Linked DNA regions of Homo sapiens: region 1 is linked to region 2. A link is a contact called in ENCODE Hi-C or POLR2A ChIA-PET data. All regions are on one chromosome and are shown on one strand. Each heading gives the region's core, a stretch centred on a gene start or an enhancer-like site at or near the end of the contact. The rest is flanking DNA. Distances are from core to core; before and after follow the strand shown. Region 1 has its middle 110 kb from the start of GPC4. Region 2 holds the start of GPC4 (glypican 4).

Evidence for each region. Hi-C counts contacts between places; a loop is a spot of excess contacts on that map. ChIA-PET counts read pairs that join two places held with the same protein, here RNA polymerase II (POLR2A). Pooled maps may share reads with other maps.
Region 1: a loop to region 2 is called in a map of psoas muscle, with 2.1 times the contacts of the local background. The contact joins the enhancer-like site here to the promoter of GPC4 in region 2. A Hi-C loop is called at or near these places in 2 of 168 maps with a recorded cell type or tissue (both psoas muscle) and 2 of 50 pooled maps. POLR2A ChIA-PET finds 5 or more read pairs at or near these places in 2 of 52 experiments (H1 and WTC11).

The regions. Positions count from the first base shown.
Region 1 is chrX:133,520,619-133,524,761 of GRCh38, forward strand. No RefSeq gene overlaps it. Among named protein-coding and RNA genes, the nearest start is that of GPC4, 110 kb to the left of the region's middle. Within about 2 kb of position 2,758, at least 4 of the 41 ENCODE cell types and tissues checked have a DNase peak (open chromatin) inside an H3K27ac peak, as active enhancers do; they include psoas muscle, where a contact is called at or near this core.
Region 2 is chrX:133,413,483-133,417,637 of GRCh38, forward strand. It overlaps GPC4 (glypican 4), which reads right to left and starts at 2,007. Exons shown (of 9, transcript NM_001448.3): 1 at 1,324-2,007. The coding sequence starts at 1,483. RefSeq lists enhancers at 2,246-2,746, 3,869-4,155.

The DNA of each region.
Region 1 (4,143 bases), core at 1,508-4,007, 110 kb after region 2:
TAAGGGGAAGGGATTACACGAGGATGTGAATGCCAAAGGACCATTGCAAGCCATCATAGAGGCTGCTGACCACAGTGTATGTGTGCATTTTTTTCTAGAGAGACCTAAGCTTTCATCTGATTCTCAGAGAAGTCTATCTCTCAACCAAAAAAAAAAACCAAAAAAACCAAAAAAAAAACCAAAAACTTTTAGAACTGGTTTGGGGGGAATTAAAATGGAGGTTTTGACTAAGGGAGAGATTTCCTTGCCAAATTTCAGTGCTATATACAATATCTAATCACTTGGTATCAACTTAAAAAAAACATGGGAAGGGGTCCATAAAGATAAAAACTCCATGTATACATTTTTTTTTTTTTTGAGACAGAGTCTCGCTCTGTTGCCCAAGCTGGTATGGAGTGACACAGCCTCAGCTCACTGCAACCTCCGCCTCCTGGGTTCAAGTGATCTTCTGCCTCAGTCTCCCAAGTAGCTGGGATTACAGGCATGCACCAGCATGCTCAGCTAATTTTTTTTTTTTTTTTTTTTAATTTTTAGTGGAGACAGGGTTTTACCATGTTGGCCAGACTGGTCTCGGACTCCTGACCTCAGGTGATCCGCCCACCTTGTCAATATATACTTGAGTGAAATAATCACAAGATTTCTCCCTGTAATCTCTCAGGCATGGTTCTCTATACTTGAGGAGCCACCAGGGCCTTGGGAGAAGGTGTACTGAGGCCCAGGTTAGACCAAGTCTTTGTGATCCCACCCCTTGGTATTGCTGGAGTTACAGTTTGCATTCCTACTGTAGGGAGTGTGTGAGTTTCTCCTCATTCATACTTCCCTGCCATTGTCAACCTTTCTCACCAGTTCTAAGAACTAAGTGTGTGAACTTCTCCTAGAGCTGAGACTTCCAGAGAAGGGGCTTGGCCAGGCCTAAGTAATAGGTATGGATAAAAGGCAATGCCCAGCCTCCTTATGTTACCAGCAAGTAACATAAGTAGGAAAAGTGAAAAGAATAATATATTAGGCCAGATATGCTGTTATTCTTGGAAAACGGTTTCTGGAATCGGTGGCTGAATTCTGCCTCCCTATAATGAAGGGCTGAGCAGATTTGTGAGAGGCAGATCTCTGGATAATTGCATTGCTCAGCTCCCGGGGGAGAGGCCTGTGTGTAAGTTACTGCAGAAGGAAATGACCATGGCCCTTGTGCAAATGTGTTTTTTCTTCTACATCGCCCTTGAAGTAACTCTCCATGTGTTTCTGTAAGGAAAATTCATGTCTTGTAGGACTCATAGGAAATGCCTATTCTAACAGGCTCACCAGCAACTGCTCTAGCACCTGGTGCCCAGGCAATTTAGATTCTACCTGGTATTATTGGTCTGATTCTTGTTGCAAACACTCGTGACAGAAGTTAGCGATAAGAACCCGGGGACTCTGAGATGGAGAAAGTTCTAGATTCTGGCCTGGCAGATGCTGTCTTATTTCTCATCCCACTCAGGAGCTGGAAACTAAGAGAGCCTTGGGTTGGAAGCAGGAGGCACCAGGCTCTAGAACCATCCCAATGTCCCTCATTTACCTTGGGGCCTTACTTGCATCATCTGCTGGCTGAGGGGCTAGGCTAGTTGACCTCAAGGGTCTGCCTGCCTGCTCTGTCCCTGGGTGATTTCTGTCTCTTCCTGGTTGCAGCACGGAGAGTAGGACATGTGGAGAACGTGGAAACCCACCTCTGGGCCTTGTGCTGGCTGTAGCAGGGAGCTCTGCAGTGCCCTTGTTTGAAAGGCATAAGCTTAGCTGCTGCCAGGCCCTTCCCAGTCTCCTGCTGGAACACAGCACTGGAACTGGACCTCAGGCACCATCCTACCCTGCCCCTGGCAACCCCAAATCCTACACCTCCATCATCCAAATCAGCCACCCTGATTAACAATAGAAACGCAGCCAGGTGTGGTGGCTCACACCTGTAATATCAGCACTTAGGGAGTCCAAGGCGGGTGGATCACTCGAGTCCACCCTGGGCAACATGGCGAGACCCCTGTGTCTACAAAAAAAAATACAAAAAATTAGCTGGGCATGGTGGCACACACCTATAGTTCCAGCTACTCGGGAGGCTAAGGTGGGGGATCACATGAGCCTGGGTAGTCAGGGCTGCAGTGAGCCATGATTGTGCTGCTGCACTGCAGCCTGGGCGACAGAGTGAGACTCTGTCTCAAAAAAAAAAAAAAAAAAAAAAAAAAAAAAAGAAAAGAAAAAAAGAAAGAAAGAAAAACTGTGGAGGTTTTAGGCAAGAAATCAACACTCCCTGAGAGCTCAAACAAGGGCCATCAAATTCACATCCCCTTGAAAATCAGCACCTAGGAGTGAGTATGCCCTTATTCGTGTAACCAATCCTTTCCCCCCACTCTCTCTCCCCAATCTCAGTTGTTATAATAATGTTGAGTGGGTTTGGAATTATTACAAATAAAAAATGCCAGAAGATTTTTGGATAAGAAAAACTAAGCTCTGCAGCTTCCGGAGAACTCTTCAAGAGGAAGAATGTGGAAGGCACTTGAAACCAGTCCTGGCTGGCTGCCTTCTCTGAAGTCTACGGTTTCATGTGGACTCACAGGAACATTACGGATGGCACCTCTGAGACACTCAGCAACTGAGGAAGTTGGATTCAGCTGCTGTGACTTGCAATTCAGGACTTAAGGCCAAAAGCCAAATGAGAATCTCAGAAAACTGAGCCCCATGTGCTTGCTGGCTTCCATCTCACCTGGGAATACGAACTTCTGGAAGCATCCAGGCCAGATCGTATGAGAAGGCCTGTGACTCACTGTGCTTCAGAGCACACACCAGCCTGGAAGGTATTTTCTCAAGCAACAGGAGCAAGGCCTGTGGCTCACAGACTAGGTGGGGGAGTCGTGGATCAACACAGCCAAGCCCAGGTGCAAGGAGAAAGGAATCACTGCAAAGCTTCTCTATATAAGCAGCAGGCTCCTACTGGGAGCGGGTGTTGGATGTGGGTACGTGAGCGGGCAGGCTTCCTGCCTCACTGCTGGAGAAAGTCATTCTGTAACTGAAGCTCTTGTCAGGATGAATTGAGTGGACGGGCCTGGCAAGCTCTTGGAGAACATGAAGACCTTTTTCCTTAGGTCTGTGGCCGGCTCATAGCACAGGCTTCAGCTGTTCTAGTCAACTCTTGGGAGGCCTAAGCCTTCCTCATAGTGTGGCTATATAGAACCTGATCTCCTGTTAGACACTCGTTCTGCTCCCAGTGTCCCACTGAGCTGTAACCGATACTCATCTCTAAATCATTGATGGCTTTGCTATGAGCACACTCTTGCAAACCTAGATTCTGCCTAGCAGTTGAGTGGCGACTTCAGTGGGATTTCAGTATCTCCTGGGGATGACCTGTAATGGATGGCCATCCCATGGGGCCTTACCTCCTGCCCTAGCTAAGGGATGAAGCAACAATGACCAATAAGAGAGATGTTGGAAGATATCTGAGATAGACCCTTAAGCCCCAAAATACAAAAGATAGGGGGCTGGAGTCCCATTGCATTGTTAGGCAAAATCAGACCACTGGTGAGGCTTTAAAAATGCCATTTCAAGAGAAATTATTAATAATCAGTAGATGAGGCAAGACAGATTAATAGCAAGTTTCTGGCCTGGGCAAGGTACCTCATACCTGTAATCCCAGCATTCTGGGAGGCCAAAGAGGGTGGATTGCTTGAGGCCAGGAGTTCGAGACCAGCACAGGTAACATAGGGAGATCCCATCTCTACAAAAAAAAAAAAAAAAAAAAAAAATCTGGGTGTGGTAGTGCACGCCTGTAGCCCCAGCTACTCAAGAAGCTGAGGTGGGAGGATTGCTTGAGCCCAGGAGGTTGAGGCTGAGATTGCACCACTGCACTCCAGCTGCGTGACAGAGTGAGACCCTGTCTAAAGAAAAAGGCCAGGCGCGGTGGCTCACACCTGTAATCCCAGCACTTTAGGGGCCAAGGCAGGTGGATCGCTTGGAGGTCAGGAGTTCGAGACCAGCCTGGCCAACATGGGAAACCCTGTCTCTACTAAAAATACAAAAATTAGCCAGTCACAGTGGCTCATGCCTGTAATCCCAGCACTTTGGGAGGCCGAGGTGGGTGGATAATTTGATGCCAGGAGTTTAGACCAGCCTGGCCGACATGGC
Region 2 (4,155 bases), core at 757-3,256:
CTTCCTAAGCCTTTGGAAGCGCCTGGTTGAAATTACAGTATTTCCTTTGCTGGCTGCCGGCCCCCTGCCCGCCCCACCCGGAGACCAGCACGGCAAGGCAAAGGCGCGCTCCACTCACTTCCATGAAAGGTTCGGAGTGGAGGCTCAGCCCCCCCCCCGGGCTCGAATCTCTCACTCCTCCGTTAGATTACGCTGGCCACCAGCCAGCTAGATTCGTGGTGCTTTCTGAGCCCCCAGGGCGAACGGGCTACCTGCGCGGCCGGCGGGGCTGCGCGCAACAGTTGGCCGCTGCTAAGAAGACAGTGCGACCCGGAGGGGACCCGGCCGGACACCGCCGCCAGCTTCGCTGGGAGGGACGCAGGGCACCCGCCGAACGCTGCCTCCCCAGCGCTCCGAGAGGGGCTTTCACAAATACCCCCATACACCCCCCATCCCACCCCACCGGCGCCAAAATCCGGTGAACTTTCTCACAGGCTAAGCCGTCTCTATTTGCATAACCATCTCCAAACTGAGATTCAGGTTTCCTGTAATCAGTCCTTTCAAAGGTCTGTAATTGAAAGTGCAATTAACCCTTAAAATGAGGTAAGAAAAAAGAAAGAGGGGAAAAATACTCCTCTGGTCTGATACCTTCCGGAAAGTAGGAGAGTTCCCAAAAGTCAGGGTTTGGAGGGGTGGAGAGTGGGGGTAGTCGTTTGCTTTTTAAAGGCGACTTCTGAAGCGGTTGCGGCTACTAAAACTCCTAATCCTTGTCAGCGGTGCAAGAGAGGCGGGGAGAGAGTTTTAAAAGAACATCAATGAAACATCAATTCAAGTTCCACGTTTTGCGACCCCCAGAATCTAGCAAGCTCCGGGACGTTTCCCTCCACCACACCCCACTGGCGACCCCCACCCCCACCCGGCCTCTCCTCACCCATACAACAAAGCGGGGCGTCCTATAAGGAGTTCAACCCGGAAAAGGAGAAGTAGCCGGTGACACGCACTTTGAGGGCCACAGTCCTCAGGGGCTTCCCGGGACGGCGAATAATGCAGGGGGGAGAGGAGGAGCGGAGGCGGGGAGCGGAGCGCGACAGTCGCACTGGGCAACCCGGCGGCGCCCCTCCGCTCGCAGTGCTGGGAAGGGGGGAGCGCTGCGCCCGCGGGGAACGTCCTGCGCCCGGGCTGCCTGGCTCTCTCGCTCGCTCGCTCCTGCCCTCTCGACTGCCCATTTCTCCCTCTAGTGTACCTGCGTCCGGCGCAGGGGGCGGCGGGGCGGGGGAAGGGAGTTGCAGCCTCCCTTCCCGAAGTGTCGGTCTCTGCGCCCACCTCCCGGGTGTGCCCACCTACCGTTGATCTCGTGGAGGGGGGCATCGTTCTTGTTGAAGCCTTTGGACACGTAAAGACGTCGCACTTCCGAGCAACTTTTCGACTTGAGCTCGGCAGCCAGCAGCGCGGCGCTGAGCACTGCCAGGGTGCAGAGAAGCGCGGGCAAGCCGAACCGTGCCATGGTGCGGGCCGGGGCGGACGCGTTCCCACCTTTGGGACCGGACGGGAAGCGGCGCTACGGCAGCGGGCCGAGGGCTGGCGGAGTCGGGGACTAGCGAGTGGAGCTGGAGGGAGAAGGAGTTGGAGTTGGTGGAAGAGGCGAGCAGGCGGAGGAGACGCGGGGCGAAAAGTAGAGCTGGGCCTCGCGTCAGGCAACGGTCCCCGGTGCCAGGCGCCGGGCCAGGGGAGAAGGAGGGCGTGGAGGCGGCGCGCGGCCCAGGGAAGCAGAGGCGCGGGCTGGTGACCTCGGGGTTTCGCGGGGCAGCGAACCCGGCAAGCTGACTGGCCGGCGAGGCGGGGACGCGGGGAAGGAGGGAAGGGTGGCAGGCGCCGCGGGGACCGCAGAGGGTGTGGGCGGCGGCGGGCGTTCGCTGCGCGCTGCTTGGGCTGCCCTGCGCTGGTCCGCTCGTCCGGCTGGACTCGGCTCGGCTGACTCTGCCCTCCGCCGCGCGGCTGTGCCCTTCTCAGCTCTGCCGCTGATTGACTGGCCGGCGTGCGCGGCGACGCTCCGCAAACTTGGCCAAGCGGGCGGCACTCGGGGGGAGGGGGCGGGCGTCGTGGGGGGGCCGGAGACAGGCGGGAGCACGCTGGGCCGGGCCGGGAGAAAACCTGGAAGCCGGGTTGGATCCGGAGCGGCCAAATCCACTTCCTAGGGGGCCGCACCGGGCGCCCGGCGCTCCTTCGCGTGACACGCCCCACCCGGCTCCTCCTTCCTCCCCTCCTCCTCGGAGGCGGGGAGCCAGCCCACCGCCCCCCAACCACAAAGGGAAGGCCAACTACTCCGGGCTGAAGGGCCCAGGTTCTGGGGAACGGGACGGCCTGGGACTTGTCCCGAAGCCCATGTCTGAGCCCCAGGCCTTCTTGCGCGCGGCCACCTGACCCGCCGCCTATGGGCAAAAGCCGCGCGGAGCCCTCCCGCCGCGATATCCGCCTCCCCGCTGCCATCCCGCACCCGCGGACGCTCCTATCCGCGCAGCTCCCGGGCTGGGCGGGGAAGGCACATTACTCGCATTGTTTCGCTGCAGGCAGCAGGGGGATTTGGGGCTCCGAGCTCGTCCTAGAGCCTCACCTGGTCTCCCCAGACCTGCTTCCCATAGGACGGTACTCGTGAAACACCAGTTTGTCCAGGACCCCATCAGGCATCCTCCTTCCCGCATCCGCAACACTCCAACCCCTCGACGCCACTCCCACCCCCGACCCGGTTCTACTACAAGTCTAACCGAACTCTGAAGCGGGAGAAACCCCCAACCGCGAGGTGAGGGGGCAAAGACAGGGTTGACCGCAGAGATCTTGGAGACCATTTGGCCCAACCCTTCCTTCTATTAAGGGAACTGGGGCCCAGAAATGGGAAGCGACTTGGTAAATAGCACGCCGGGGAAGGGGGCGTCCAGAACCCGGGACTCTTGACTCTCGAATTTCATGGAATAATGGTAGCCCAGGACTCCCAAACCCCCTACCCCCTCAAGCCCCTTGAGAGAGACTGACACCCCTCTGGGACTCAGTCCCCACTTTTCCACCAGAAAACTGGAAATGGGAGAGACTTCCCATCTTGCAAGCTTTGTCAGATTCCATTAATGAGTGTTTTTTTGAAGCTCCCAGCGCTCCTTAAATGAAGGGAACTGTGCAGCTCGGGAACTTGTCATTACCGTTGTTATTGTTACAATCTGCTTTAAGAGGTTGGGTTGAGAAGTGCCTCAGACACCTCGGGAGTGTGCTGGGAACTGGGCAGATAAAAAGGGCTGGAACTTATTATTTGGCTAGACTCTCAATTCCCATAAAATTACATAGGGCAAAGATACGAACCATCATTACAGTTATCACCCTCAGAGGGTTTGTTGAGACTTTCTCCACTGTTGTTTGTAAACCACGTTGACATGGCTGGCTATGAGGAGCTGTTATTTTGAATACCTGCTTGCAGACTCTTCTACATTTTGTTAACAGACTATCAACATGAACAGACTGTGACCCGTCTATAACTGTGACTTCCAATTTCTGTGGGCTGGCTGAATATTTAACTCTGAAACTAGGAGAGCAATTTTTTTAATGTGCAAACTCAACTACAATTGAATTTCCTGCCATTTTCAAGACTTTCCTTAAACTGGTAACCATCAAGTCCTGAAGGCATTGCTAGGGCTTAGCTGAGCACTTTTAATTTTCATTGATTGATACATTTACTTAAAGATGTTCTTCACCAAGGAGAATATGCTCTGAGATGCAACGAGCATTATTATAAAATGGAAGCCAGTGACCGTAAGAGAGAAAATGATACTCCTGAACCATGAAGGCCAAATCAGAAAGCTACTTCTCACACCAAGGCTGGGAGGAACTCATTCGTTGCCGCCGCTCCCCCCCGCCGCCCCCGCCCTCCCCAGGTTTACTCCTGCTCTTCCTCATAATGTATTATTAACCCAAACTTGAGCCTTTTCCACCAGAAACAGTAACCTCTGGCTACAAACAGATCTGGACAAGTCTGAACTTTACCAAGGGAGGCAGGAACCCCAAGCCGTGCTCAGAGGCGGCTCCCACTTCAAAGCCTCCTTTCATTTAAATACAAACAGGGTGAACAACTGGCAATCTACGAAACAAATACCATCCAGAAGGGAAGCTTTCTTTTCAGATGGGCCAGAACTCCTT